Linked DNA regions of Homo sapiens: region 2 is linked to region 1. The links are chromatin loops, found by intact Hi-C in ENCODE. Cell type or tissue: IMR-90. All regions are shown on one strand. Links, peaks and the distances in the headings refer to the core of each region. The heading gives the core; the rest is flanking DNA.

The links. Peaks named below come from ENCODE experiments on the same cell type or tissue, not always from the same donor. Only the 100,000 strongest peaks of a DNase experiment are listed, where the experiment ranks them.
Region 2: a loop joins it to region 1, with 2.2 times the contacts of the local background. A loop is called at or near these places in 2 of 110 quality-filtered maps.

The regions. Positions count from the first base shown.
Region 1 is chr20:35,745,512-35,760,886 of GRCh38, reverse strand. It overlaps the pseudogene RPF2P1. Among named protein-coding and RNA genes, the nearest start is that of RBM39, 11 kb to the right of the region's middle. In IMR-90, for the core only: no CTCF peak of the experiment used is centred there; no DNase peak of the experiment used is centred there; H3K27me3 peaks cover 1,701 bases.
Region 2 is chr20:35,813,421-35,828,795 of GRCh38, reverse strand. All of the region lies in intron 2 of PHF20 (PHD finger protein 20), which reads right to left. Among named protein-coding and RNA genes, the nearest start is that of PHF20, 49 kb to the right of the region's middle. RefSeq lists an enhancer at 9,170-9,349. In IMR-90, for the core only: no CTCF peak of the experiment used is centred there; DNase peaks (open chromatin) are centred at 6,755 and 9,065; H3K27ac peaks cover 938 bases.

The sequences.
Region 1 (15,375 bases), core at 3,837-11,836:
ATCTCCTGGGTTCAAGAGATCCTCCCATCTAAGCCTCCCAAGTAGCTGGGACTACAGGTGTGAGCCACCTCATCCGGCTAAGTTTTGTATTATTTTTGTAGACAGAGAGTTTCACCATGTTGCCCAGGCTGGTCTTGAACTGCTGGGCTCTAGTGATCTGTCTGCCTCAGCCTCCCAAAGTGCTGGGATTATAGGCATGAGCCACCACACCTGGCCTTTTAAATTTTTTTGTAGAGACAGGGTCTCACCATGTTGCACAGGCTGGTCTTGAATTCCTGGGCTCAAGTGATCCTCTAGCCTTGGCTTCCCAAAGTGCTGAGCTTATAGGCAGAAAATTGGAAGTCACCCACATGGCCATCAATAGGGGACTGATTAAGCAAATTATAATATGTCCACACAAGGAATACTATGCAGCAGTAACATAAAACAAAATAATAAGGACCTTATATTTATTCCATTGTATAAAATATATTGTTGGGCTGGGCACAGTGTTTCATGCCTGTAATTCCAGCACTTTGGGAGGCTAAGGCAGGTGGTCAGGGGTTCGAGACCAGCCTGGCCAACATGGTGAAACCCCATCTCTACTAAAAGAATACAAAAAAAATCAGCTGGGCATGGTGGCGCACACCTGTAATCCCAGCTACTCGGGAGGCTAAAGCAGGAGAATCACTTGAACCCAGGATCCAGAGTTTGCAGTGAGCCAAGATCATGCCAGTACACTCCAGCTTGAGCAACAGAACAAGACTCTGCCTCAAAAAACAAACAAAAAAACTTTATGAAGTAGCCAGGTGTGATGGCAAGTGCCTGTAGTCCCAACTACTTGGGAAGCTGAGGTGAGAGAATTGCTTGAGTCCAGGAGTTTGAGGTTACAGTGAGCCATGATTGTGCCACTGCATTCCACTGGGTGACAGAGCCAGACTGTCTCAAAATAACTAAGTAAGGAACTAAATAAATATAAGAAAATGTAGAGTGTCTTTTTGTTGTTGTTGTTTTGAGACAGAGTTTCACTCTTGTTGCCCAGGCTGGAGTGCAGTGGTGTGACCTCGGCTCACTGCAACCTCCGCCCCCTGGGTTCAAGTGATTCTCCTGCCTCAGTCTCCTGAGTAGCTGGGATTACAGGCATGCGCCACCACGCCTGGCTATTTTTTTTTAAATTATTCTTAGTAGAGAAGGGGTTTCACCATGTTGCACAGGCTGGTCTCGGACTCCTGAACTTGTGATCTGCCTGCCTTGGCCTTCCAAAGCGCTGGGATTACAAGCGTGAGCCACCCCGCCCAGCCCCTATTTTTCTGTTTTTAGTAGAGACGAGGTTTCACCATATTGGCCAGGTTGATCTCAAACTCCTGACCTCAGGTGATCCACCCACCTCAGCCTCTCAAAGTGCTGGGATTACAGGTGTGAGGCACCACACCCAGCCAGATCTATCTATCTATCTTTCTTCCTTCCTTCTTTTTTTTTTTTTTTTGACGGAATTTTGCTCTTGTCGCCCAGGCTGGAGTGCAATGGCACGATCTTGGCTCACTGCAACCTCCTTCTCCCAAGTGCAAACAATTCTTCTGCCTCAGCCTACTGAGTAGCTAGGATTACAGGTGCCCACCACCATGCCCAGCTAATTTTTGTATTTTTAGTAGAGACGTTGTTTTACCATGTTGGCCAGCCTGGTCTTGAACTCCTGATCTCAGGTGATTCACCTGCCTCTGCCTCCCAAAGTGCTGGGATTACAGGCGTGATCCACCAGGTCTGGCCCCGGCCAGGTATCCCGGCCAGGTATTTCTTAAACAATAAGATTTGAAAGTCAGGCTTGGCATGGTGGCTTACATTTTGGGAGGCTAAAGCAGGAGAATTGCTTGAGCCCAGGTGTTCCAGACCAGCCTAAACAACATAGTGGGACCTGATCTCTATATAAAAATCGCTGAGGAATAAAAAATAAAGGCCAGGTATAGTGACTCACGCCTGTAATCCCAGCACTTTATTGAGGCTGAGGTAGGCAGATCACTTGAAGACAGGAGTTCGAGATCAGCCTGACCAACACAGTGAATTTCCATCTCTACTAAAGAAATACAAAAATCAGCTGGGCGTAGTGGTGAGCGCCTGTAATCCCAGCTACTCAGGAGGCCAAGACAGGAGAATCGCTTGAACCCAGGAGGCGGAGGTTGCAGTGAGCGAGATCGAGCCACTGAACTCTAGCCTGGGCGACAGTGTGAGATTCTGTCTCAAAAATAAATAAATAAATAAATAAATAAATAGAAATAAAAATAAACATTTTTTAAAAATAAAGATAAAGACATGGAAGTCCAAATTATTCCTTCATTCATGGACTGCAGAATGAATGTTGTTTTAGCAGGCATGTATATCTTGTATATCTCCTTGTATATCTCCCTGAGAGCTTTTGGGTGACCAGGTGCATTGTCAATGAGCAGTAATAGTTTGAAAGGAATCTTTTTTTTTTTTTTTTTTTCTGAGTAGTACGTCTCAACAGTGGGCTTGAAATATTCAATAAACTATGTTGTAAACAGATGTGCTGTCATCCAGGCTTTATTGTTCCATTTATAGAACATAGGCAGAGAAGACTCAGCATAACTCTTTTTGTTTTGTTTTGTTTTGTTTTGAGATGGAGTCTTGCTCTGTCGCCCAGGCTGGAGTGCAGTGGCAACGATCTTGGCTCACTGCAACTTCCTCCTCCCAAGTTCAAGCAATTCTCCTGCCTCAGCCTCCCGAGTAGCTGAGATTACAGGTGCCTGCTTCCATGCCCGGCTAATTTTTGTATTTTTAGTAGAGACGGGTTTCACCATGTTGGCCAGGCTGTTCTGGAATGCCTGACTTTGTGATCCACCCGCCTTGGCCTCCCAAAATGCTGGGATTACAGGCATGAGCCACCGCGCCCGGCCAATAGTTTATATTTATTGAATACTTGGGGCATTAGACAGGCACTGTGGTAAATGCTTCACACATATTATCTTACTTAATCCTTTCCACATTTATTCTACTTAATCCTCAGAGCCGTCTGTGAGGCTAGAGAAACAAATTTAACTGAGAGTTTAAGTAAACTGTGCAGAATTACATTATGTAATTGAATGGATTAGAACCCATGTTTGTTCCTTCTTGCTCTATACCTACTCTTCTCTATTATAATTGGTAGGCAATTTTTTTGGATCAGAGTTAATTTGAGTAAAGAAGTTTCAGTATAACTGTAGGACAACAAAGAGATGTGAGTAGGCATATGAGTGTGACTGGGCATATAATTATAAAAACAAACGCCTATTGGCTTTTCAAGAAAGACATTATGAATTAACTGGATGGATAATTTTAACTGAGGATAATGGAAAAGACACATTAGAAGGCAGCACTTGAACTGGACCTTGAAGGATAAATAACAATCCTTATATATTAGTCAAGGTCCTGTAAGGAGGTAGAAATCACATGGCATTTGGACAGAGACAGTGTAACTTAGTGGATTGTTAACTAAGTAACTGAAGAAGTAAAAGGCGAAACCTAAAGTTTCATGGTGGTAGTAACTGTAGGAACAGCTACCACCCCTAGGGCTGAGGGAACAAAAGGAAGAGGTTGGAGTTATTAAAACATAGAAATTTAGAGGGGGAGTGGCCAAACACAGCCGACACTCAGACCTCTGAGGAGGAGGTATTGATTGACAGGTGCTCGTGTCTCTGAACTCAGAGGAAGAACCCCAAGGGGTAGAAACCAGACTTGTGAGTATGGGGCATTGGGCAGCCAGGTGCTGGTATCTCTGAAGAAGAGGCAATGAGACTAGTTCTGTAAGTGTTGAAAAAACTGCTGGGCATGGAGGTTCATATCTGTAATCAGCACTTTGGGAGGCCAAGGTGGGAGGATTGCTTGTGCCCACGAGTTCAAGATCAGGCTGGGCAACAAAGTGAGGCCCCATGTCTATAAAAATAAAAATTAGGCCAGGCGTGTGGCTTACGCCTGTAATCCCAACACTTTGGGAGGCTGAGGCGGGGGGATCACGAGGTCAGGAGTTCGAGACCAGCCTGACCAACATAGTAAAAACCCGTTTCTACTAAAAATACAAAAATTAGCCGGGTGTGGTGGTGTGTACCTGTAATCCCAGCTACTGGAGGGGCTGAGGCAAAAGAATCGCTTGAACCCGGGGGGCAAAGGTTGCAGTGAGTCGAGATCTAACCACTGCACTCCAGCCAGGGTGACAGAGCAAGACTCCATCTAAACAACCACAACAACAACAAACCAGACTCACCTTCCCTGGCTTAGAAGGTATTACATGGTTGGGCTCTTCCTAAGCATCTTTGCTATAGCCACATGGTCTTCCTGTAGTCCTTAAAGACACCATGCTTCATTCTGCTGCAAGGCTATTGCACAGTCTATTATTTGCCAGGAATATTCTTTACCTGTTATACGCTGCTCCTCAAATCTTACTTTTTTTTTTTTGTTTTTTTTTTTTTTTTTTTGAGATCAGCCCATCTCAGCCTCCCAAGGTGCTGGGATTACCGGTGTGAGCCACCGAGCTTGGCCCAAATCTTCCTCTTATTTGCTCTTATAGCACCATAAATGTCTCTTATAGCAATTGTCACAGTTGTGCATCTTCATTTATTTATATAGTCTTTTTTTTTCTTTTTTTTTTGAGTCTCGCTCTGTCTACGAGGCTGGAGTGCAGTGGCATGATCTCAGCTCACTGCAACCTCCACCACCTGGATTCAAGGGATTCTCCTTCCTCAGCTTCCTGAGTAGCTGGGAATATAGATATGTGTCACCATGCTCAGCTAATTTTTTTGTATTTTTAGTGGAGACAGGGTTTTGCCATGTTGGCCAGGCTGGTCTTGAACTCCTGACCTCAGGTGATCCACCTGGCTCATCCTTCCAAAGTGTTGGGATTACAGGCCTGAGCCACTGTGCTTAGCCCTATTCATATAGTCTTTTGATCAATGCCTGCCTCTTCCAAGAAGGTTTGTTAGCTCCAGGAGGGCAGGGGCCATGACTGTTTTTTGCACTCCATTGTTTGTTTTACCAGTGCCTAGTTTAGTGACTGGCACATAGTAGACTGCCACACATATACATATAGAATATATGGCTGGGCATGGGGGCTCATGCCTGTAATCCCAGCACTTTGGGAGGCCAAGGCGGGTGGATCACAAGGTCAGGCGTTGAAGACCAGCCTGGCCAAGATGGTGAAACCCATTTCTACTAAAAATACAAAAAAATTAGCTGGGCGTGGTGGTGGGGGCTTGTAATCTCAGCTACTCAGGAGGCTGAAGCAGAGAATTGCTTGAACCCAGGAGGCAGAGGTTGCAGTGAGCCCAGATTGCACCACTGCACTCCAGCCTGGGCGACAGATTGAGACTCCGTCTCAATTAAAAAATATATATATATGTATATATATAAAATACATATGTAGTAAATATATATAATATATATGCGTAAATATACATATATTCATGTATATGTATATTCATGTATATGTATATACATATATTCATGTATATGTATATTCATGTATATGTATATACATATATATGTGTGTGTATATATATATATATATATATATATATATATATATATATGGAATTACTTCAATATTCTGCAAGTGCAGAATGTAGCCATGACATGAGAAGAGGTGGGTATTTGAAAGCAGGGATTTGGGTGGGCACAGTGGCTCATGCCTGTAATCCCAGCACTTTGGGAGGCTGAGGTGGGCGGATCACTTGAGGTCAGGAGTTCAAGACCAGCCTGGCCAACATGGTGAAACCCGTCTCTACTAAAAATAGAAAACAATTAGCTGGACGTGGTGACTCGTGCCTGTAATCCTAGCTACTCGGGCTGCTGAGGCAGAAGAACGGCTTGAGCCCAGGAGGCGGGGGTTGCAGTGAGCCGAGATCGCGCCACTGTACTCCAGCCTGGGCGACAGAGCAAGACTCTGTCTCAAAAAAAAAAAAAAAGAAGAAGAAGAAGAAAGCAGGGATTTGAGTCTCTTTTGGTTTTTTTGTGTGTGGGTTTTTTTTTTTTTCTTTGAGATGCAGTCTTGCTCTGTCACTCAGGCTGGAGTACAGTGGCACGATCTTGGCTCACTGCAACCTCTGCCTCCAGGGTTCAAGGGATTCTCCTGTCTCAGCCTCCCGAGTAGCTGGGACTACAGGCACGCGCCACCACACCTAATTTTTGTATTTTTAGTAGAGACGGGGTTTCACCATACTGGCCAGGCTGGTCTCAAACTCCTGACCTCATGATCTGCCCACCTCTGCCTCCCAAAGTGTTTGGATGACAGGCGTGAGCTATTGCGCCTGGCTGAGGGTTTTCATTTCATTGATCATCCAGCATCTCGCTCTTGATTCTAGAGGTTCTGAGAAGGTCCCTTGTTTCTTTCCTTTTTTTAAAATATCTTTCTTTTTTTTTTTTCCTTAGGAGACAGGGTCTTAATCTGCTGCCCAGGGTGAAATGCAGCAGTGCCATCATAGCTGACTGCCACCTCAAACTTTTGGGTTCCAGCAATCCTCCCACTTCGTCCTCCCATGTAGCTGGGACTACAGGTGCATGTCACCATGCCCTGCTAGGTTTTTTTGTTTTTGTTTTTGTTTTTGTTTTAAGATAGGGTCAAGGCCAGGAGAGGTAGCTTACCCCTGTAATCCTAGCACTTTAGGCAGCCAAGGTAGGCAGATTGTTTGAGCCCAAGAGTTTGAAACCAGCCTTGGCAACACAGAAAAACCCTATCTCTACCAAAAAAGACATGAAGATTAGCTGGGCATGGTGGCATACACCTGTCATCCCAGCCACACCTGGGAGGATTGCTTATACCCAGGAGGCAGAGTTGCAGTGAGATCAATCATACCAGGCCACTGCAATCTAGCCTGGGTGACAGAGCAAGACCCTTGTCTCAAAACCACAACAACAACAACAAGTAAAAAAAGATAGGGTTCCTCTCTGTTGCTCAGGCTGGCCTTGAGAACTCCTAATTTCAAGCCATCCTCCCCCTTGGCCTCCCAAAGTATTGGGATTACAGGCATGAACCACTGCACCCAGTCTATTCTCTTTTTATTGAGATAAGATTCACATAAAATAAAATTAACCATTAATCATATTAAAGTGTTCAATTCTTGGCATTTACATCCACAATGTTGTGCAACCTTCTCCAATGTCTAGTTCTGGTAAATTCTTTTTTTTTTTTTCCATAATTTCTTTTAAATTCTTTTTGACTTTTTCTCCTGGTCTTCTGTTATCCTTTCTGCAGGTCACTTCTTCAACCCCTTCATTTTCCTGGTTTGTAGTTTGCTTATCTTCGTTCTACATATGAATCCTTCCATAAGTTGTACCAAAAGTATCATTGGAGATATTTTTCTTCTTCTTTGGCTTGAGAGCTTTTGGCATTTTCATAGATAATGTATAAAGGTCATCGGATGCCAGGTGTGTCCTCCTCAGAACCAGATTCAATGAGGGTCCTATCTCTTCCAATTCAATCCGTGGTGTTCTGCAACCAGATTTCTTCAACAGCAACTTATATCTTCGAAAGTAAATCTTCCCATTCAGTGCAGTGAAGTGCAGAACATATTCTAATCCAGCCAGGCAGATATTTGATACTGTGGGGCCTCTGAAGAAATCAGTAAGAAGACTTTTTAGTCTTCTGTAATCTTCTGTTACATTGAAATCATCACCAGCAAATATTAGCATGGGTTTTGTTCCCTCAGGACATTTACTGTTCTTAATGTCTTTTAGAGAGACAAAATTCTCAATACCTAATTCAATCATATCCAGCACATGGTAGTCATACATATGACCTATTACTAGATTATTTGGCCGCTTCTTATTATAGGAGCCAAACATGAATAAAGAACAATCTGACTTCTTTGAAAGTAATTCCAGTGATGTCTGATCCTCAAAAGGTCTTGTAACATTTTTCTTTTTATACAGTACACCGTATGGTTTTTTCAGTGCACACACATCTTTAAGTACTTGTGTCACTGTTGCGTTTGCATTTCCCCCTTTAATCAGCATTGCATTTTTAATATTTTCATTGAGTTTTGGTTCTCTCTTCTCAAGGAATCTCTTGACTCTTTTCATTTTGGGCTTTACAACTCGATCCAGAGCATCTATCGCTACCACTACCTGGAACTCTTAACTAGGTGGATCTAGTTCTGGTAAATTCTTATTACCCCAACAGGAAACCTTATAGCCATTAAGTAGTCACCCCACATTCCTCCTTCCCTCCAGCTCCTGGCAAAGACCAATCTGGTTTCTTTTTTTTTTTTTTGAGACGGAGTCTCTCTCTGTCACCCAGGCTGGAGTGCAGTGGTGCTATGTCGGCTCACTGCAACCTCTGCCTCCCGGGTTCAAGAGATTCTCCTACCTCAGCCTCCTGAGTAGCTAGGATTATAGGCACCTGCCACCACGCCCGACTAATTTTTTGTATTTTTAGTAGAGATGGGGTTTCACCGTGTTAACCAGGATGGTCTTGATCTCCTGACCTCCTGATCTGCCCACCTCAGCCCCCCAGAGTGCTGGGATTACAGGAGTGAGCCACTGCACCCGGCCTACCAATCTGATTTCTGACTCTATGGATTTATCTACTCTGGATGTTTCATATAAATGGTTTCAAGCAATACGTGACCTTTTGTGTCTGGCTTCTTTCACTTAGCATAGTGTTTTCAAGGTTCATCTACATTATAGCATGTATCAGTATTTCGTTTTTATGGCGGAATAATATTCCATTGTCTGAATATACTACATTTTGTTTATCCATTCATCAGTTGGTAGGCATTTGGGTTGTTTTCATTTTTTGGCTATGGTGAGCAGTGCGGCTATGAACACTTGTGTATGAGTAATTATTTGACTGTCTGTTTTTTTGTTTTGAGATGGAGTCTTGCTCTGTCTCCCAGGCTGGAGTGCAGTGGTGTGATCTTGGCTCACTGCAACCTCCACCTCCTAGGTTCAAGTGATCCTCCCACCTCAGCCTCCGAAGTAGCTGGGATTATAGACGCTACCATGCCTGGCTAATTTTTGTATTTTTGGTAGAGACAGGGTTTCACCTTGTTGATCAGGCTGGTCTCGAACTCCTTTCAAGTGATCTGCCCGCCTTAGCCTCCCAAAGTGCTGGGATTACAGGTATGAACCACTGTGCCCAGCCAAATGTCTGTTCTAAATTATTTTGTTATGCCTAGGAATGTATTTGCTGGGTCATAGAGTAACTCCATGTTTAACTTTTTGAGTAACTGCCAAACTGTTCTCTATAGCAGCTATATCATTAATATGTAAACATTGATACCAATAAACTATAAGGGTTCCAATTTCTCCACATTCTTACCAAAATCCCATGTTGGTTTTTTGTGTTTGTTTGTTTGTTTTGAGATGGAGTCTCACTCTGTTGCCCAGACTAGAGTGCAGTGGCGCAATCTCCACCCACTGCAACCTCCTCCTCCTGGGTTCAAGCAGTTCTCCTGCCTCAGCCTCCCGAGTAGCTGGGATTACAGGTGCACACAACCTCGCCTGGCTAATTTTTGTATTTTTAGTAGAGATGGGGTTTCACCATGTTGGTCAGGCTGGTCTTGAACTCCTGACCTCGTGATCCCCCCACCTCAGCCTCTCAAAGTGTTGGGATTACAGGCTTGAGCCACTGCGCCCGGCATCCCTTGCTCCTTTACAACAATAGCATACAATTCATGTCTATGATGCACATATTCCAACTCTGATGTTTCATTTATATATTGAGATGGCATCTGGTTATTTATTTCACTTATTTTAGAGATGGAGTCTCACTGTGTTTCCCAGGCTGTACATGAATTCCGGGGCTCAAGAAGTCCTCCCACCTCAGCCTCCTGAGTAGCTGAGATTACAGGTTCCTGCCACCTAGGTAGGCTAGGGAGCTGGTTATTTAGAGATGTTTGGGCAAGATGTATGTCTGTAGACCTCTTACAGAAAATGACTGTTAAGAACCTATTTTTTTCAGACCCCAAAAGAATGAGTTTATTAGCTACATCCTTTCAGAGATGCTGTGTCTTTCTGGGCTATTCATTGTACAAGGTCATTCATTCATATCATGAAATCACATGCCTTTCATTCAAAACCACTATTGAGTTGATGCTTCTTTTGTTTGCCATCCTTCATTTTCAAGGTATATCTCCATCATGTGATGCCTTGTCAGCAGAATCTTCCTCTCTATTGCTAGATTTGCTTAATTCCTAAATCTTTTGCAATGCTGTGCCCGACTGCATTATTTTTGCTTCTGTTAGCAGATGTTTTTAAACAATACTCTGCCTCCTAATTTGCAATGGTTTATCCATTTCTCCGGTTGTCAAATCAGGATATTTTGGGACAAAATATACTGCTTTCTCTGACCCTCTGTGCCTGTGTCTGCTATTTCTTTACTTAATAAAGTTAACAGAACATTACCCGATTTGTAAGCATTTGTCAGAACTAATCTATTGGTACATTTAAGATTTGTGTGTTTTGCCATATGTAAATATTATGTCATTTAAAAATATTGTGAACACTATTAAACTCTAGTTAAGATTAAAAAAAAAACTCTAGTTAAGATTATGCAATGCTGAAGTGTTTAGAAATAAAGTATACTGATGTCTGCAATTTGCTTTGAAAAGCACACAGAAATTAGGTTGGATGAATGGATGGACAAAGGGATAGATGAATATGTGATATAGCAAACATTGAAAAATGTTAAACGTAAAATAGATGGTGGGCATCTGTACTATTCTCTCAACCTCTGTTTGAGAATATTCATAATAAAATGTTGGAAAAAAATCTCCCTAACTGCTCTGATAAAATACATAAATCAGCTACTTTCAGAAGCAGATTCTGTGATCACTTCCATTATAGTCTGATCATTTCAATGTATTTCATTCAAGGAAATAAACAAGGCTGGGAGCGGTGGCTCACGCCTGTAATCCCAGCACTTTGAGAGGCCGAGGCAGGCGGATCACCTGAGGCCAGGAGTTCGAGACCAGCCTGGCCAACATGGTGAAACCCCGTCTCTACTAAAAATACAAAAATTAGCCAGGCATGGTGGCATGCACCTGTAATCCCAGCTATTTGGGAGGCTGAGGCAGGAGAATCCCTTGAACCCAGGAGGTTGCAGTGAGTGAAGATCGCACCACTGCCCTCCAGCCTGGGCAAAAGAGCAAAACTCTGGCTCAAAAAAAAAAAAAAAAAAAAAAAGGAAATAAACTGATATAGAGGAATAAATGGGATTTTTATATAGAAAAAGGTTTATAATGTGTGAAGTGTTATGTAAATATGCTATTATTAATACTATTAGCCAGGTTAGGTGGCTCACACCTATAATCCCGGCATTTTGGGAGGCTGAGGTGGGATGATTGCTTCAGACCAGGAATTCAAGACCAGGCTGGGCAACACAGAGAGATCCTGTCTCTATGAAAGAAAAAAAATAGCCAGGTGTAGTGGCGTGTGCCTGTAGTCCTAGCTACTTGGTAGGTTGAGGTGGGATGATCTCTTGAGCCCAGGTGTTTGAGGCTGCAATGAACTATGATCATGCCACCAAACAATGCCTGCTGGGCGACACTGCCAGACTCCATCTTTTTTCTCAGACAGGGTCTTGCTATGATGACCAGGGTGGTCTCAAACTCCTGGGTTCAAGTGATCCTCTGCCTTGGCCTCCCAAAGTGGTGGCATTATAGGTGTGAGCCACCGTGCCTGGCCGAGACCCTGACTTTTGATGTTTAAAGCATTGAGTTTATGCAAAATCTTATTAGTACAATGCAAAACAGTATCTTGAATATGGTTTTACATTCCTTCAGGTGTTCTCAATAAACTGGAAACCCTTGAAGGAAAAAGGATTATCCTTTTGATTAGCTGTGGGCTCGCAAATTTTCTTTTTTTTTTCTTTTGTTTTTTTGAATTGGAGTCTCGCACCATCGCCTGGACTGGAGTGCAGTGATGCGATCTCGGCTCACTGCAACCTCTGCCTCCCAGGTTCAAGGGATTCAGCCTCCTAAATAGCTGGGATTACAGGTGCCCGCCAGCACGCCCAGGTAATTTTTTGTATTTTTAGTAGAGATAGGTTTTCACTATGTTGGCCAGGCTAGTCTCCAACGCCTGACCTCATGATCCACCTGCCTCAGCCTTCCAAAGTCCTGGGAATGCAGGCATCAGCCACGGCACCTGGCCACAAATTGTCTTAATGAGTATTTCACCTACCTAATGTACTAAATAAACACTGAATGAATCAGTAAACAGTATATTTCACTGATAAGCTCTAAATGAGTGTTGTAAATTACATTTTTTTTTTTTTTGAGACAGGGTCTTGCTCTGTCACCCAGGCTGGAGTGCAGTGGCATGACCTCGGCTCATTGCAAGCTCCACGTCCCGGGTTCACGCCATTCTCCTGTCTCAGCCTCCCAAGTAGCTGGGACTACAGGCACTCGCCACCATGCCTGGCTAATTTTTTTGAATTTTTGGTAGAGACAAGGTTTCACTGTGTTAGCCAGGATGGTCTCGATCTCCTGACCTTGTTATCCGCCCATCTCGGCCTCCCAAAGTGCTGGGATTACAGGCGTGAGCCACCGCGCCCGGCCGTAAATTACATTTTATGTTACCGTGTATTGAATCTTTTTGCTTTTATTTTTAATCTAAAGTAGCATTTTGGGCAATCCTTTTGGCCATGGAATGGACACATGGGCTATTATGAGTGCCCCTTAATTTTTTTCATTGCCGTAACTATGATGAGTTCAAAACATTTTACTTTTTTGACCAAAGATGAAACTCTGACAGAAAGCATCAGTTATTTCCCTATCTAGTTCACATCGGATCTAACGAAATTATCTTGAGTTTGAGGACAGGATTTTTGACAGTGATCCCAAGCAAAGTTAATGTGGTATCAACCTCAAGTAAGTGGCCAGGGATGTACCCTTGAAAGATTTCTTCTTTTTTTTTTGAGACAGTCTCCCACTGTCGCCCGAGCTGGAGTGCAATGGCGCAATCTCGGCTCACTGCAACCTCCAACTCCCGGGTTCAAGTGATTCTCCTGCCTCAGCCTCCCGAGAAGCTGGGATGACAGGCGCCCGCCACCACACCCTGCTAATTTTTTGTATTTTTAGTAGAGACGGGATTTCATCATGTTGGTCAGGCTGGTCTCAAACTCCTGACCTCAGGTGATCTGCCCACCTTGGCCTCCCAAAGTGCTGGGATTACAGGTTTGAGCCACCACGCCCGGCCTAGATTTCTTCTTAAAAACTAATCATTCTGCCAGGCACGGCGACTCACACCTGTAATCCCAGCACTTTAGGAGGCCAAGGAGGGCTGATCACTTGAGGCCAGGAGTTTGAGACCAGCTGGGTCGACATGGCAAAACCCCATATGCACTAACAATACAAAAATTACCTGGGCCCACTTGGTCGAAATCCCAGCTACTCAGGAGGCTGAGACATGAGAATTGCTTGAATCCAGGAGGTGGAGGTTGCTGTGAGCTGAGATCTTGCCACTGCACTGCAGCGTGGGCAACAGAGTGAGACTATTTCAAAAAAACAAAAAACCAAGCTGGGTGTGGTGGCTCACGCCTGTAATACCAGCACTTTGGGAGGCCAAAGTGGGCGGATCACCTGAGGTCAGGAGTTCAAGATCAGCCTGGTCAACATGGTGAAACCCCGTCTCTACTAAAAATACAAATATTAGCCGGGAGTGGTGGCGCATACCTATGGTCCCGCTGCTTTGGGAGGCTAAGGCAGGAGAATCACTTGAACCTGGGAGAAGGAGACTGAAGTAAGCTGAGATCAAGCCACTGCACTCCACTCCAGCTTGGGTGGATTGAGTGAGTATCCGTCTCAAAAAAAACAAGCAACAGGCCGGGCATGTTGGCTCATGCCTGTAATCCCAGCACTTTCGGAGGCCAAGGTGGGTGGATCACCTGAGATCAGGAATTCAAAAACAGCCTGGCCAACATGGTGAAACCCCATCTCTACAAAAAAATTAGCCAGGCATGGTGGCAGGTGCCCGTAATCCCAGCTACTTAGGAGGCTGAGGCAGGAGAATCGCTTGAACCCAGGAGGCGGAGGTTGCAGTGAGCCAAGGTTGCGCTACAGCACTCCAGCCTGGGCAACAGAGCGAGACTCCATCTCAAAAAAAAAAAAAAAAAACCTAATGATTCACTTCGGGAAGCTAAGCCAAGAGTTTGAGCCTGCAGTAAACCATGTAAACCATAACTAAGTCTCTGCACTCCAAGCAGCCTGGGAGATGGTGCAAGACTGTCTCAAAAAACATGATTCACAAATTTAAGTTAAAACCTTTGGATATGTCACTAGAATACCCTTGACATTGTGCCAATAGACAGGCAAGTATTTAAAACAATTCAATCAGTCAGTAGATTGATGAGATAATCAAGTGCAGAAGGAACCTGGGTGGGGAGATACAATTTCATCTGCCTAAATCAGGCAAAGGTCACATGAGTGTTAAAATTAATTACATCTATATGAAATGGGCTTAAGTTTCCCATTGTCCTAGTGATATGGGGAAAAAAAAAGGGTCAGGCATGCTGGCTCACGCCTGTAATCCCAGCACTTAAGGAGGCATAGAGGAGAGGATCCCTTGAGCCAGGAGTTGGGGACCAGCCTGGACAACATGGCAAAAACCCAACTCTACAAAAAATACTAAAATTACCTGGGCCTGGTGGCATGTGCTTGTAGTCCCAGCTACTTGGGAGGCTGAGATGGGAGGATCTCTTGAGCTCAGGAGGTCAAGGCTGCAGTAAGCTGTGATTTTGCCGCTGTACTCTAGCATGGGTGACAAAGTGACACTGTTTCAAGAAAGAAAAAGGCCGGGCGAGGTGGCTCACGCCTATAATCCCAGCACTTTGGGAGGCCGAGGCAGGCAATTCCCTTGAGGTCAGGAGTTCGAGACCAGCCTGGGTAACATGATGAAACCCCATCTCTACCAAAAATACAAAAAATTAGCCGGGTGTGGTGGCATGCTCCTGTAATCCCAGCTACTTGGGAGGCTGACGCAGGAGAATTGCTTGAACCTGGGAGGCGGAGGTTGCAGTGAGCTGAGATTGTGCCATTGCACTCCAACTTGGGCGACAGAGCGAGACTCCATCTCGAAAAAAAAAAAAATATATATATATACATATATATACACACATGCACACACACACACACACACATATATATATATAGAGAGAGAGAGAGAGCGTGAGCCAAGAACGCGCCATTGCACTCCAGCCTGGGCAACAAGAGTGAAACTCTGTCTCAAAAAAAAAAAAAAAGAAAAGAAATGTTAAATGCTTGAGGTGATGGATTACCCCAATTACTCTGATTTGATTATTACACATAATATGCCTTTATCAAAACATCACATTTGAAGCCCAAATCTCTACAAAAAAAAATTTTTTTTTTGAGAAAGAGTTTCGCTCTTGTTGCCCAGGCTGGAGTGCAATGG
Region 2 (15,375 bases), core at 4,141-12,140, 68 kb before region 1:
CTCATGTTTTCAGGTTTGAGAAACACTGCTCTAAGCTACAAGATAAGCCAACATGTCCTAGGGCTCCACCAAGGGAGAGAGAGGGCTGTAAGACAGTAAAGCACTGCCACTGCTGGCATGACTCCATGTGCACAGCCAGAAGGCAGAGAACAGTACAGGTCTAATTCAGGGAAACAGTGTTGACATGCCTGCCCTATATGACCTTAAGCCCCAGGAAGGCTTGCCGCTCAGAGTCTTGCTGCATCTGTGTAAAATTAAGCTGCCTAATACTACATACCGTGCACGTGCTTAAACTAGAGCAGCCAGACAGTGCTTGGCAGGAATCTGTTTTGTTCCCCCCTATATACCAGAAATACTAACTAAAGAAACATCATGGGGCCGGGGAGAAAAAAACAGAAAGGATGACAATTTCCTTCCGAATTCCCACTACAACTCATCAGTGTTCACCCACATGGCTATTAGTAATTAATGAGGCTGGGCGCGGTGGCTCACACCTATAATCCCAGCACTTTGAGAAGCCAAGGCGGGCGGATCACCTGAAGCCTGGAGTTCGAGACCAGCCTGACTAAAATGGAGAAACTCCGTCTCTACTAAAAATACAAAATTAGCCTGGGCATGGTGGCACATGCCTGTAATCCCAGCTACTCGGGAGGCTGAGGCAGGAGAATTGCTTGAACCCAGGAGGCGGAGGTTGTGGTGGGCCGAGATCATGCCATTGCACTCCAGCCTGGGCAACAAGAGCGAAACTCTGTCTCAGAAATAAATAAATAAATAAATAAATAAAACTAATGAGTGCAGCTTACTCTAGGGTTTGTAAACTATCTTTATCTAAGGTATCTCACTTGATCATGCCATGAAGACTTAAGGAGTCATTATTATTACTGCCCCCTTTTTACATTCATGGAAATGGAGCCTCAAAGAGAATGACTAGGAAGAGGCACAATCAAGATCGATATCTACATCTAACTCTAAACCCGGTGAAGAGCCTTCTGCTTTTTTTTTTTTTTTTTTCTGAGATGGAGTCTCGCTCTGTTGCCCAGGCTGGAGCGCAGTGGCGTCATCTTGGCTCACTGCAAGCTCCGCCTCCCGGGTTCACACCATTCTCCTGCCTCAGCCTCCCGAGTAGCTGGACTACAGGCACCCGCCACCACGCCCAGCCAATTTTTTGTATTTTTAATAGTGACAGGGTTTCACCGTGTTAGCCAGGATGGTCTCGATCTCCTGACCTCATGATCCACCCACCTCAGCCTCCCAAAGTGCTGGGATTACAGGCGTGAGCCACCGCACCCGGCTATGAGCCTTCTGCTCTTAACTGGACTCCACATGTAAACATTCCTGCAGTCACCACATCCACATGGGTGTCTTTTGTCTTAGCCATGTAATAGTCTACTTAACTGCGTGGCTAGCCCAGAATTTGACTTAACTTTCCCCCAGAGGTTAAGCATTCAGACTGCTTCCAGATTCTTTGCTATATAAACAGTTTGTCTGCAAACATACAGCACTCATTTTACTTCAAGAATCAGAAAATTACCCAGACGTGGTGGCGCATGCCTGTAATCCCAGCTACTTGGGAGGCTGAGGCAGGAGAATCACCTGAACCCAGGAGGCAGAGGTTGCGGTGAGCCAAAATCGTACCATTGCACTCCAGCCTGGGCGACAAGAGCGAAAAAAAATCAGAGCTTGCCTCTATTCCTGGCTCAGGGCACATACCAGAAGCAAAATACTTCTATGCACAAAAGGAACATTCTAAGCCATCACCAGCCTTTGCTGGAGAGGAGATGGGGATGGAAGATATATTTAGTAAAAAACAAAAGGCTGACTATTAAACTGCAGAAAAACTGCTATTTTGAATGCCTTAACTCTTTCCCTACCCCTTCACCACTTCCATTAATCAACATCTGATATAAGAAAGGTCTTAAATTTATCTTTCCTCTCTATCTCAATCATTTCTTACCAGCAACAACTGAACAGTCAGTATGTACACATCACCCCTAAACCCCTTCTATCAGTACCCAGCAGAATGCCTGATACAGAGCCACTCAGCAAATATCTTATGACAGAATGAACACTGCCAATTTTCTGTTACTAAGAAGGATCAAAACATGTCTCTCTCCTGCTTAAATTTTCACTCTTCAGTTCAATCTCCCACCACTCCTGTTACCTCCCTGGATTCTCAGAACACACCAAGTTCTTTCAAGCCCTGAATATTTTTGCTGATGTTATTCCTTCTGCCTTCTCCCCCTGCCACTCTCTTCCTGGAAATCTTCTCATTCTTTAATTTCACTTCCTTGCATATGCCCTCAAATTACTGGCGACTCTCTTCCTCATCACAACTGCCACCCAACCCTGGTTATTTCAGACTCCACATTCTCCATTCCTGTACCCAGACAGCTAAATGTGGCTAGAGAAAACACTCAACATGCTGATGGGTCTCACTTTAAATGCATGTCTAGGCCAGGTGCAGTGGCTCACACCTGTAATCCCAGCACTTTGGGAGGCCGACGCGGGCAGATCACCTGGGGTCAAGAGTTCGAGCCCGGCCTGGCCAACATGGCGAAACCCCATCTGTACTGAAAATACAAAAATTAGTCGAGTGTGGTGGCGGGCACCTGTAATCCCAGCTACTCAGGAGGCTGAGGCAGGAGATCACTTGAACCCAGGAGGCGGAGGTTGCAGTAAGCCGAGAACGTGCCACTGCCATCCAGCCTGGGGGACAAGAGCGAAACTGTCTCAAACACACATACATACATATATAAAATGCATATCTGCAAACAGGTATTAAACAGTAATTCTCTTTGGGGGTAGGAGAGGGACAAAAAAGCTTCCGGAGTGCCCATAATGGTCCATATCTTGATTTGGGTGGTGGCTATAGAAGTGTATACATATGTAAAAGTTCATCAAGCTACACATTTAGGGTTTATACACTCTACTATAAATTAAAACTCAACAAAAAGTATTTTTAAAATAAAAGTGTAAGAGCTGGGTGCTATAGTGCATGCCTATAATCCCAACTACACAGGAGGCTGAGGCAAGAGAGCTGCTTGAGCCAAAGAATTGAAGGCTGTAGTGTATTTCATGGCACTCGTAAATAGCCATTGTACTCCAGCCTGGGCAACAAAGCAAGACCCTCTCTCTAAAAATAATTAACCTAATTATAGAGTAGCAATTTTGCACTCTTCTTAATTCAATGTCTTATACCTTTAAGGAGCCAGGAAAATTAATATCAAAAAAGTTTTTAGCCAGGCATGGTAGCTTACACCTGTAACCCCAGTGCTTTGGGAGGCCGAGGCAGGAGGATAACTTGAGGCCAGGAGTTTGAGGCCTGTCATTAGCTACTGAGTAAAGTGGAGCCTGAGGAGGGAGTGCAAACTCCTAAATATTTCATACCTTATCTTCTTTCCTCAAACCTAAGCCCTCCCTGTCCTGATCTCAGTCTCAGCTGATAATTTTACTTCTTATTGAATGTAAAAAATAGCTGGGCACGGTGGTATGCACCTGCAGTCCCAACTACCCAGGAGGCCTGAGGCAGGACAATCACTTGAGCCCAGGAGTTTGAGTCCAGTCTGGGCCAATACCAAGACTCCCATCTCTTCAAAATAAAAACAAACAGGATTCCCATTGCTGGTGGGAGTGTAAAATGGTGCAGCTACTACGAAAAGCAATTTAGCAGTTCCTCAAAAGGTTAAACAGAATTACCATATGATCTGACAATTCCATCTTAGGTATATACCCATATGATGTAAAATCATATGTCCACACAAATGTGTACTCACAATACCCAAAAAGAAGAAACACTGTAAATACCCAACAACTGATGAATGGGAAAACAAAATATGGTATACTCATATAATGGAATTATTCATCCACAAAAAGCAGTAACGTACAACATAGATGAACCTTGAAAATAGCATGCTAAGTGAAAGCAGCTAGTCACCTACTGTATGACTCCATATCTATGAAATGTCCAGAACAGGCATATATATAGAGGGAAAGTAAATTCGTGTTTGCCTAGGCTGGGAAGGGCAGGGAGGAAATAGGGTCTGACTGCTAATGTGTATGAGGTTTCTTTTTGGGATAATGAGAATTCTGGAATTAGATAGTGGTGACAATTGTACAACTTTGTAAATACACTGAAAACCATTGAATTATTGAATTGTATGCTTTGAAATGGTAAATTTTTTTTTTTTTTTGAGACAGAGTCTCACTCTGTCACCAGGCTGGAGTGCAATGGCGTGATCTTGGCTCACTGAAACCTCTGCCTCCCGGGTTCAAGCGATTCTACTGCCTCAGCCTCCCGAGTAGCTGGGACTACAGGCACATGCCACCACACCCAGCTAATTTTTGTATTTTTAGTAGAGACAGGGTTTCACCATGTTGGCCAGGATGATCTCGATCTCTTGACCTTGTGATCCGCCCACCTCAGCCTCCCAAAGTGCTTGGATTACAGGCGTGAGCCACCACACCCAGCCTAAAAGGATGAATTTTATAACATGTAAACTATATCTCAATTTTTTAAAACAGTTAATTAAAAAAAAAGGAGAGAAAAAAAAGAATCCCACCAAGTGCTGACAACAATGCAGAGCAACTGGAATTCTCATACATTCCTGACATTCCTGGTGGAAATGCAAAATGGTACAGAGACTCTGAAAAAGTTTGGCGGTTTCTCACCTGGTTAAACATACACTTACATGACCCAGCAATCCAGCTCGCTGGTATTTATCCAAGAGAAATGATAACTTATATTCTCATAAAAACCTATATATAAATGTTTATTCATATTAACCCAAAACTGGAAACAATCCATATGTCTTTGAACACATAAACAGATAAGCTGTGGTATATCCATCCAATGGAATACTTACTACTTGGTTCTAAAAGCAACAACCCTTTATTTTGCTCATGCAAAAATACGGGTGAGTCTCAAATGCATTACGCTAAGTTTAAGAAGCCAAATCCAAAAGGCTATGTACTGAATAATTCCATTATAACACACTATGGAAAAGGCAAAACTGTATAGACAAAGGACAGATCAGTGGGTGACAGGAGCTGGAGGTGCCAGGAGAGGCTGATTACAAATGGACATGAGGAAATTCTGTGGGTAACAGAAGTGCTTTATATCTTTTTTTTTCTTTCTTCACCCCTTTTTTTTTTTTTTTTTTTTTTGAGACAGGGTCTCGCTCTATCACACAGGCTGGAGTTGGAGTGCAGCGGTACAATCACAGCTTGCTGCAGCCTTGACCTCCTGGGCTCAAGCAGTCTTCCTCCCACCCCAGCCTCCTGAGTAGCTAAAACTATAGACACACACCACCACACCCAGCTATTATTATTACTTTTATTATGGTTTTTTTTTTTTTTTTTTGAGAGACGAAGTCCCATTATGTTGCTTAGGCTTGTCTTGAACTCCTGGGCTCAAGCAATCCTCCCACGTTGTCCTCCCAAGGTGCTGGGATTATAGGCATGAGTCACCATTCCCGGCCCATATCTTGATTGTGGTGGGGCTTGCGTGAACTGTCAAATTTGGCAAAACTCAACTGTATTCTGAAAAAGAGCGAATTTTACTATGGGTTGAGCATCTCAAATCCAAACATCCAAAATCCGAAACTTTTTGAGCATCAAGTTGTCTTTTTATGAATATTGTACTTTTTTTGTACTTTTGTAACTTTTATGGATTTTGACAAATGTATAATGTACACATATGGATTTTGATAAATGTGTAACATACACATATACATTATACATTTGTCAAAATCCATAAACAATACAACACCAGCAGCAAACCTTAATGCAAACTATGGTCCTTGGGTGGTACTGAGGTGTCAATATTGGTTCATCAACTGTAATAAATGTACCACTCTGGTGCAGGATGTTGAAAGTGGGGGAGGCTGGAGGGAGAACACAGGAATATGGGAACTTGATACATTCTTTTTTTTTTTTTTTTTTTTTTTTTTTAGAAGCAGGGTCTTGCTCTGTGACCCTGTGACCCAAGCTGCCATGCAGTGGCATAATCATGGCTCACTGTAGCCTCAAACTCCTGGGCTCATGCGATCCTCCCACCTCAGCCTCCCAAGTAGCTAGGACTACAGGTGCAAGCCACCCCCTACCCCAGCTAATTTGTTTTATTTTTTGTAGAGACAGGGTCTTGCAATGGTGTCCAGGCTGGTCTCAAACTCCTGGGCTCAAGCAATCCTTCCACCTCAGCCTCCCAAAGTGCTGGGATTACAGGCATAAACCACTGTGCCCAGCCAGAACTCTGTACTTTCTGCTCAATTTTGCTGTGAACCTAAAACTGCTCTAAAATATAGTCTATTTTTTTAATCCCATTTACTCATTACCAACTCCCAAATTCCTTTACTTTTTTTCTTTTTTTTTTTGAAACAGGGTCTTGCTCTGTTACCCAAGCACAATCATACAGTATAGCAGCACAATCATAGCTCACTGCAGCCTTGACCTCCCTAGCTCAAGTGATCCTCCTACCTCAGCCTCCCCAGTAGCTGGGACCACAAGCTCACACCACCATGCCCAGCTAGGTTTCTTGGGGTTTTTGTGTATATATGTGTTGTAAGACAGAGTCTCACTATGTTGCACAGGTTGGTCTCGATCTTGGGATTCAAGCGATCTTCCGTCTTGGCCTCCCAAAGTCCTGGGATTACAGGCGTGAGCCACCGCACTCAGCCCAACTCCCAGATGTCTATCTCTAACCCAGGGCTCACACTTGAACATCTGACTCTGTTATTCAACTATCCATTCAACATCTCCACTTAGTCATCTCAAAGGAATCTCATATATTTAACATGCCCAAAACCAAACTGCTTATCATCTCCCTAGAACCTAGTTCTACTGAAGTCTACCCCATTTCAGCATGTGGTAATTCCATCTACTGGTACCGAGAGAAAAAGCCCTTGGAGTCATCCTTGACTCTTCTCTATCTCTTACATGTCGTCAGCAAATCTGTCAGCTGTACCTTCAAAAATTATACAGACGCTGATCACTTCTCATCAACTCCCCCACTGCTTTTTAGTTCAAACAACTATCATCTTTCACATGGACTAATACAAAAGATCCTTGCTCTTCTTGTTTCTGCCCATGGCTGCCTACAGCATATTCTACACACAATAACCACAGCAACTTTATTTTTTTGAGACAGGGTCTGGCTCTGTCACCTGGGATGGAGTGAAGTGGCACCATCTCAGCTCACTGCAACCTCTGCCCCTCAGGTTCAAGTGATTCTCCCACTTCAACCTCCCAAGTAGCTGGGACCACGGGTACACACCACCATGCCTGGCTTTTTTTTTTTTTTTTGTATTTTTGGTAGAGACAGCGTTTTGCTATATTGCCTAGGCTCACAGCCCCTTTTTTTTTTTTGACAGAGTTTCGCTCTTGTTGCCTAGACTGGAATGCAGTGGCACAATCTCAGCTCACTGCATCCTCCACCTCCCGGGTTCAAGCAATTCTCCTGCCTCAGCTTCCTGAGTAACTGGGATTACAGGCGCCCACCAACACTCCAGGCTAATTTTTTGTATTTTTAGTACATGTCAGCCAGGCTGGTCTCAAACTCCTGGCCTCAAATGATCCACCCACCTCGGCCTCCCAAACTGCTGGGATTACAGGTGCGAGCCACTGCACCTGGCCCACAGCCACTTTTAATACTTGAAATCAGATAACATTGATTCCCTGTTTAAGACCTTTCAATGACTTACTATCACATTTAGAATAAAGTCCAAACTCCTTATTATGGCCGATCTGGCCCCTGCTGACCTTTCTGGGCTCACCTCCTACCTCTGGCCTCTCACTCTCTACCCTCCCAGCCACATGTTCCTACCTATTATTGCTTGAATGCCCTGCTTGCTCCTACGCCAGGGCTTCTGCCTTGGCTGCCTCTGTCTGCAACCCTCTCTCCTCTGGATACTAACATGACTCACTCCCTCACTTACTTTAGGACTCTATTTAAATGTCTGTCAGAGAGATCTCCTCTGTTCACCCTCTATATAAAAAAAGCAAAACACATACACACATAGAGGCACTCTACCCACTTGAAAGTACTTATTCTGGCCAGGTGTGATGGCTCACACCAGTAATCCCAACACTTTGGGAGGCTGAGGCAGGCAGATCACGAGGTCAGGAGATCGAGACTAACCTGGCTAACACAGTGAAACCCCATCTCTACTAAAAAATACAAAAAATTAGCCGGGCATGGTGGCAGGCACCTGTAGTCCCAGCTACTTGGGAGGCTGAGGCAGGAGAATGGTGTGAACCTGGGAGGCGGAGCTTGCAGTGAGCCAAGATCATGCCACTGCACTCCAGCCTGGGTGGCAGAGTGAGACTCCATCTCACAAAAAAAAAAAAAAAAAAAGTACTTATTCCACTTTCTAGCATTTATCACCACCTAACATTATCTATATATATCAGTCTGCTGGTTTCTGTTCTATCCACCTCCACTGGAATGTCAGCTTCTAAAGATCAGGGACTATGTCTGTCCTAATCACCACTATTTCTCCAGCATCTAGCATTGAATGAATGACTTGGCATCAAAAGTCATCTTTCTGAAGCCTTCTGAAATTCCCACATATGAAATTAACTATTCTCCCCTAGGGGTTTTTGTAAATGAACTTTGTACAGAGTAAATATCTCCTCATAATATATTTAATTTCAGGGACTTTATTCTAGGTACTGAACACATGCGTGGGGATCAAAGCCACACCCGACCATGCTCAGAAGCCAACTAGCTAGACTCAAATCCTAAATTCACCATTTACAGCTACATAGCACTGGAAAACTTAACTGCTTTCTGCTTCTATTTCCTCATATATAAAGTAGAATAAAAGTACCCCCTTCATAGCATCTAAAGGATTAAAGGAGGTATAACATATAAAGCCTTTAGATTTGTGCCTGGCACAGAGTAAATCACTCAATAAATGTGAGTCACTAGCAAAGACATAAGCATTAGAATACATGATTAACGACCCTTGGCTATCAATACTAAAAACCAAAGCCAAATACTTGACTCGTCTCTGAACATCTTGAAGTACTTATTTTCCTTCATTTCATAGCACCTAGTGTACCACCTGACTCACAGCATTCAATACATGTTTGTGGAAAGCTCAGAAAAGATTGCTTAAAAACACACACACACACACACACACACACACAGATGGTGTAAGGAGTAAAGAGGTATGAACCAGAAACTCAGATGAGATCAGTACAAATAACCCTAATGAAAAAGAAACCAAAAATGATCTAAGGACATTATGAAACTCAGATTTTTAAATCTTCTGTACAAGAAATGGAAGCGAACTATGATCAACTTAAATAGAAACACAGTAGTGGAAAGGTACCAGAGTGTCAGGAAAGCAACAGAAGGAGCTTTTTCGTTGTGTTTGGAGCAAGAACAGGGAAGGCCAGCCTACTTCTTGGAACAGATGGCACACTCCTGACAGATGACAGGAAGAAGGCGAAGGCAGCAGAGCAAGCAGATTCTATTCTATCCACCAAGTATCACTACTAGGAAACTGCAGCCTCTCAGATTTTAGTTCATCTATAAAACGCAGGAAGCAAATAGGGAAGGCAGGGCTGGGCACAGTGGTTCACGCCTGTAATCCCAGCACTTTGGGAGGCTGAGGCGGGCAGATCACCTGAGGTCAGGAGTTCGAGACCAGGCTGTTCAACATGGTGAAACCATGTCTCTACTAAAAATACAAAAATTAGCTGGGTGTGGTGGTGCATGCCTGTAATCCCAGCTACACAGGAGGCTGAAGCAGGAGAATCGCTGGAACCCAGGAGATGGAGGCTGCAGTGAACCGAGATAGGGCCACTGCTCTCCAGCCTGGGCAGCAGAGCAAGACTGTCTCAAAACAAAACAAAACAAAACAAAAACAGGGAAGGCAGGATTACCCCTTCTACAGAGAAGAAAATGGACATGCTGAAAGTTCACCCCAAAGTGGTAGATTAAAAATTAGAATATAGGCCAGGTGCAGTGGCTCATGCCTGTAATCCCAACACTTTGGGAGGCCAAGGTAGGAAGATCACTTGAGCCCTGGAGTTTGAGACCAGCCTAAGCAACACAGCGAGACTCAGTCTCTATAACAAATACAAAAATGAGCCAGGTGCAGTGGCATGCACCTATAGTCCCAGCCTACTCAGGAGGCTGAGGTGGGAGGATCACTTGAGCCCAAGAGTACCAGGCTACAGTTATGATCACACCACTGCACTCCAGCCTTGGTGACAGAGCAAAACTCTGTCTCAAAAATGCTAGGCCAGGCACCTGTAATCCCAGCACTTTGGGAGGATGAGGTGGGTGCACTGCTTGAGCCCAGAAGTTTAAGACCAGCCTGGGCAACATGGCAAACCCCACCTCTACAAAAAATACAAAACTTAGCCAAGGGTGGCGGCACATGCCTGTAGTCCCAGCTACTCAGGAGGCTGAAGTAGGAGGATCATGGCTCACTGCAGCCTCAACCTCTCAGGCTCAAGCAATCCTTCCACCTCAGCTAATTTTTTGTTTTGTTTTGTTTTGTTTTGTTTTTTGAGACGGAGTCTTGCTCTGTCACCCAGGCTGAAGTGCAGTGTCGCAATTTCGGCTCACTACAACCTCCACCTCCTGGGTTCAAGCAAGCCTCCCACCTCAGCCTCCTGAGTAGCTAGGATTACAGGCATGCGCCTAATTTTTTTTGTACTTTTAGTAGAGACGGAGTTTCACCATGTTGGCCAGGCTGGTCTCGAACTCCTGAACTCAAGTAATCTGCCCACCTAGGCCTCCTAAAGTGCTGGGATTACAGGTGTGAGCCACCATGCCTGTAATTTAATTATAATTAAATTTATACTTTAATTATAAAAATATAATTTTTATATTTTTTTGTAGAGATGGGGTTTTGTCATGTTGCCCAGGCTTGTCTTGAACTCCTGGGCTCAAGTGATCTGCCTACTTCAGCCTCTAAACATGCTAGGATCACAGGCATAAGCCACAACACCTGGCCAAAAAATAATTTTATTTTTTAAATTTTTTTGAGACAGGGTATCACTCTGTCACCCAGGATGGAATGCAGTGGCACGATCTGGGCTCACTGCAACCTCCGCTTCCCGGGCTCAAAGGATTCTCTAGCCTGTCTCCTGAGTAGCTGGGACTACAGCCAGGAGCTACCAACACCCAGCTAACTTTTTTATTTTTTGTAGAAACAGGTTTTTGCCATGTTGCCCCCAGCTGTCGTTGAACTCCTGAGCTCAAAGCAATATGCCCACCTTGGCCTCCCAAAGTGCTGGGATTGCAGGTGTGGGACACCATGCCTGGCCCCAAAAATAATTTAAATGCAGAAATAGGTCTGGCGTGGTGGCTCACGCCTGTAATCCCAGCACTTTGGGAGGCCGAGGCAGGTGGATCACCTGAGGTCGGGAGATCAAGACTAGCCTGGCCAACCTAGTGAAACCCCATCTTTACTAAAAATACAAAAATTAGCTGGGCGCCGTGGCAGGGGCCCGTAATCCCTCCTATTTGGGAGGCTGAGGCAAGAGAATCTCTTGAACCCAGGAGGCGGAGATTGCAGTGAGCTGAGATCACGCCATTGCACTCCAGCCTGGGTGACAGAATGAGACTCTGTCTCAAATAAATAAATAAATAAATGCGGAAATAAAATTAGACTGTAGGAGTATTTAAAAAAAAAAGAAAGAACTGTTAGTTCACATAACAGATTAAAAAAAAACAACAACAACACTTATGGCCAGGCGCAGTGGCTCACGTCTGTAATCCCAGCACTTTGGGAGGACAAGGAGGGTGGATCATGAGATCAGGAGTTCGAGACCAGCCTGACCAACATGGTGAAACCATGTCTCTACTAAAAATACAAAAAATTAGCCAGGCGTAGTGGTGCACGCCTGTAATCCCACTACTCACGAGGCTGAGGCAAGAGAATCGCTAGAACCCAGGAGGCAGAGGTTGCAGTAAGCCGAAATTGCACCACTGCACTCGAGCCTGGGCAACAGAGCAAGACTCCATCTCAAAGAAGAAGAAAAAAAAAAAACTCATTTAATTTTGGATTAAGTTTATGACATAAATCGGCCGGGCGCAGTGGCTCACGCCTATAATTCCAGCACTTTCGGAGGCTGAGGCGGGCGAATCATAAGGTCAGGAGTTCAAGACCAGTCTGGCCAACACAGTGAAACCCGAACTCTACTAAAATTACAAAATAAAATTAGCTGGGTGTGGTGGCAGGCACCTGTATTCCCAGCTACATGGGAGGCTGAGGCTGGAGAATCGCTTGAACCCCGGAGGCAGAGGTTGCAGTGACCGGAGATTGCGCCATTGCACTCCAGCCTGGATGACAACAGCAAAATTCCGTCTCAAAAAAAAAAAAAACTTAAAAAAAGTTTATGACATAAATCAAATATAATTTGTCCTGAGTAAGATATACATTTTTCAAATGTCAAAAAATCCTTAAAATTCACTCAGTATACTTGTTAATAGTAATATTGATATTGTAACTTTAAAACTATTTCACATATAACACAGAATAAGGCAAGTAGGTTAAAGTATGATTAGGAACAAAGATTTTCGGGCCGGGTGCAGTGGCTCACGCCTGTAATCCCAGAACTTTGGGAGGCTGAGGTAAGTGGATCACGAGGTCAAGAGATCGAGACCATCCTGGCCAACGTGGTAAAACCCCACCTCCACTAAAAATACAAAAATCGGCTGGGCATGGTGGCGCGTGCCTGTAGTTCCAGCTACTCAGGAGACTGAGGCAGGAGAATCACTTGAACCCCGGAGATGGAGGTTGCTGTGAGCTGAGATCCAGCCCCTGCAGTCTAGTCTGGGGGACTGAGCGGGTCTCCATCTCAAAAATAAACAAATATATAAATGCCTTTTGTCAATTATATCTCAATAAAGCTGGAGGGGGAATATATATGTATTTCCAAAACGATTTTGCTTGTTTGTTTGTTTTTTTGAGACAGAGTCTCAACTGCAATCTTGGCTCACTACAACTTCTGCCTTCTGGGCTCAGGTGATCCTCTTACCTAGGCCTCCCAAGTAGCTGGAATTACAGGCATGCCAGGCGCGGTGGCTGACGCCTGTAATCCCAGCACTTTGGGAGGCTGAGGCGGGTGGAACACGAGGTCAGGAGACCGAGACCATCCTGGCTAACACAGTGAAACCCTGCCTCTACTAAAAATACAAAAAATTAGCCAGGCATGGTGGCATGCGCCTGTAGTCCCAGCTACTCAGGAGACTGAGGCAGGAGAATCACCTGAACCAGGGAGGTGGAGGTTGCAGTGAGCTGAGATCACTCGCGCTACACTCCAGCCTGGGAGACACACAGCAAGACTCTGCCTCAAAAAAAAAAGAATAAAAGAATTACAGGCACATGCCACAATGTCCAGCTAATTTTTTGTATTTTAAGTAGAGACATGGATTCGTCATAATGGCCAGGCTGGTCTCCAACTCCTGACCTCAAGTGATCTGCCCACCTCAGCCTCTCAAAGTGCCCAGATTACAAGCATGAGTCACCGTGTCTGGCCATATTTTGAGTTTCATTTAGCATAGTTACACCATGCATATTCTATGTTAGTTCTTTTTGTTTCATCTATTTATTTACTTATTTATTTATAATTTTTCGGGGGACAGAGTCTCCCTCTGTCACCCAGGATGGAGTCCAGTGTCGCAATCTCAGCTCACTGCAACCTCTGCCTCCTTTGGCTCAAGCAATTTTCCTGCCTCAACCTCCCGAGTAGCTGGAATTACAGGCACCTGCCACCACACCCGGCTAATTTTTGTATTTTTAGTAGAGACGGGGTTTCATCATGTTGGCCAGTTTGGTCTCAAACTCCTGACCTCAGGTGATCCGCCCACCTTAGCCTCCCAAAGTGCTGGGAATACAGGCTTGAGCTACTATGCATGGCCTATTTATTTATTTATTTATTTTATTTTTTTTTTTTTTTTTTGAGACGGAGTCTCGCTCTGTCGCCCAGGCTGGAGTGCAGTGGCGGGATCTCGGCTCATTGCAAGCTCCGCCTCCCGGGTTCACGCCATTCTCCTGCCTCAGCCTCCCAAGTAGCTGGGACTACAGGCACCCGCCACTACGCCTGGCTAATTTTTTGTATTTTTAGTAGAGACGGGGTTTCACCGTTTTAGCCGGGATGGTCTCGATCTCCTGACCTCGTGATCCACCTGCCTCGGCCTCCCAAAGTGCTGGGATTACAGGCGTGAGCCACCGCGCCCGGCCTATTTATTTATTTTTGAGACAGTGTCTTACTCTGTTACCCAGGCCTGATATTTCCAACTTAAATTTAATATTATAGGCCGGGCGCAGCGGTTCACGCCTGTAATCCCAGCACCGTGAGAGGCCAAGGCAGGCGGATCACTTGAGGTCAGGAGTTCGAGACCAGCCTGGCCAAGAGGGTGAAACCCCATCTCTACTAAAAATACAAAATTAGCCAGGCATGGTGGCATGCGCCTGTAGTCCCAGCTACTTGGGAGGCTGAGGCAGGAGAATTGCTTGAACTAGGGAGGCAGAGGTTGCAGTGAGCCGAGATCGTACCACTGCACTCCAGCCTGGGAGACAGACCAAGACTATCTCAAAAAAATAAATAAATAAATTGGAAGTATCAAAGTGAACTCACATTTTTTCAAAAAATAGATTTCTTACCCCCATCTACTAAAAAGTTGTTTAAGACAATGACATCCTAGCAGCAATAAACACACCCAGTGCCCAGAGCTAAATTTCTTTTTTTAAAAACCAATGTTTTATTTTATTTATTTATTTATTTATTTTATTTAGAGATAGAGTCTTATTCTTATCACCCAAGCAGTGGTGTGATCATAGCTAACTGCAGCCTCAACCTCAGAGGTCAATTTCCTTTTTTTTTTTTTTTTTTTTTTTTCTGAGACGGAGTCTCACTCTGTCACCCAGGCTGGAGTGCAATGGTGTGATCTTGGCTCACACACAGGCTGGAGTGCAATGGTGTGATCTTGGCTCACACACAGGCTGGAGTGCAATGGCGCTATCTCGGCTCACTGCAACCTCCACCTCCCAGGCTCAAACAATTCTCCTGCCTCAGCCTCCTGAGTAGCTGAGACTACAAGTGCGTGCCACCACGCCTGGCTAATTTTTGTATTTTTCGTAGAGACAGGGTTTCACTATGTTGACCAGGCTTGTCTGGAACTCCTGACCTTCTGATCCACCTGCCTAGGCCTCCCAAAGTGCTGGGATTACAGGCGTGAGCCACCGTGCCCAGCTCAGAGGTCAATTTCTAAATACCCTTTCCTAATTAAAGAAACCAAGCCTTGGAGAACCAGCTGCGTCCAGGGTCTGGGATAAGAAAAGTAGAAAGTAAGTTTGGGGTTTCTAGTAGTGCCAGAAAACAAGAAAATGCTAAGGGACTAACAGGAATTGT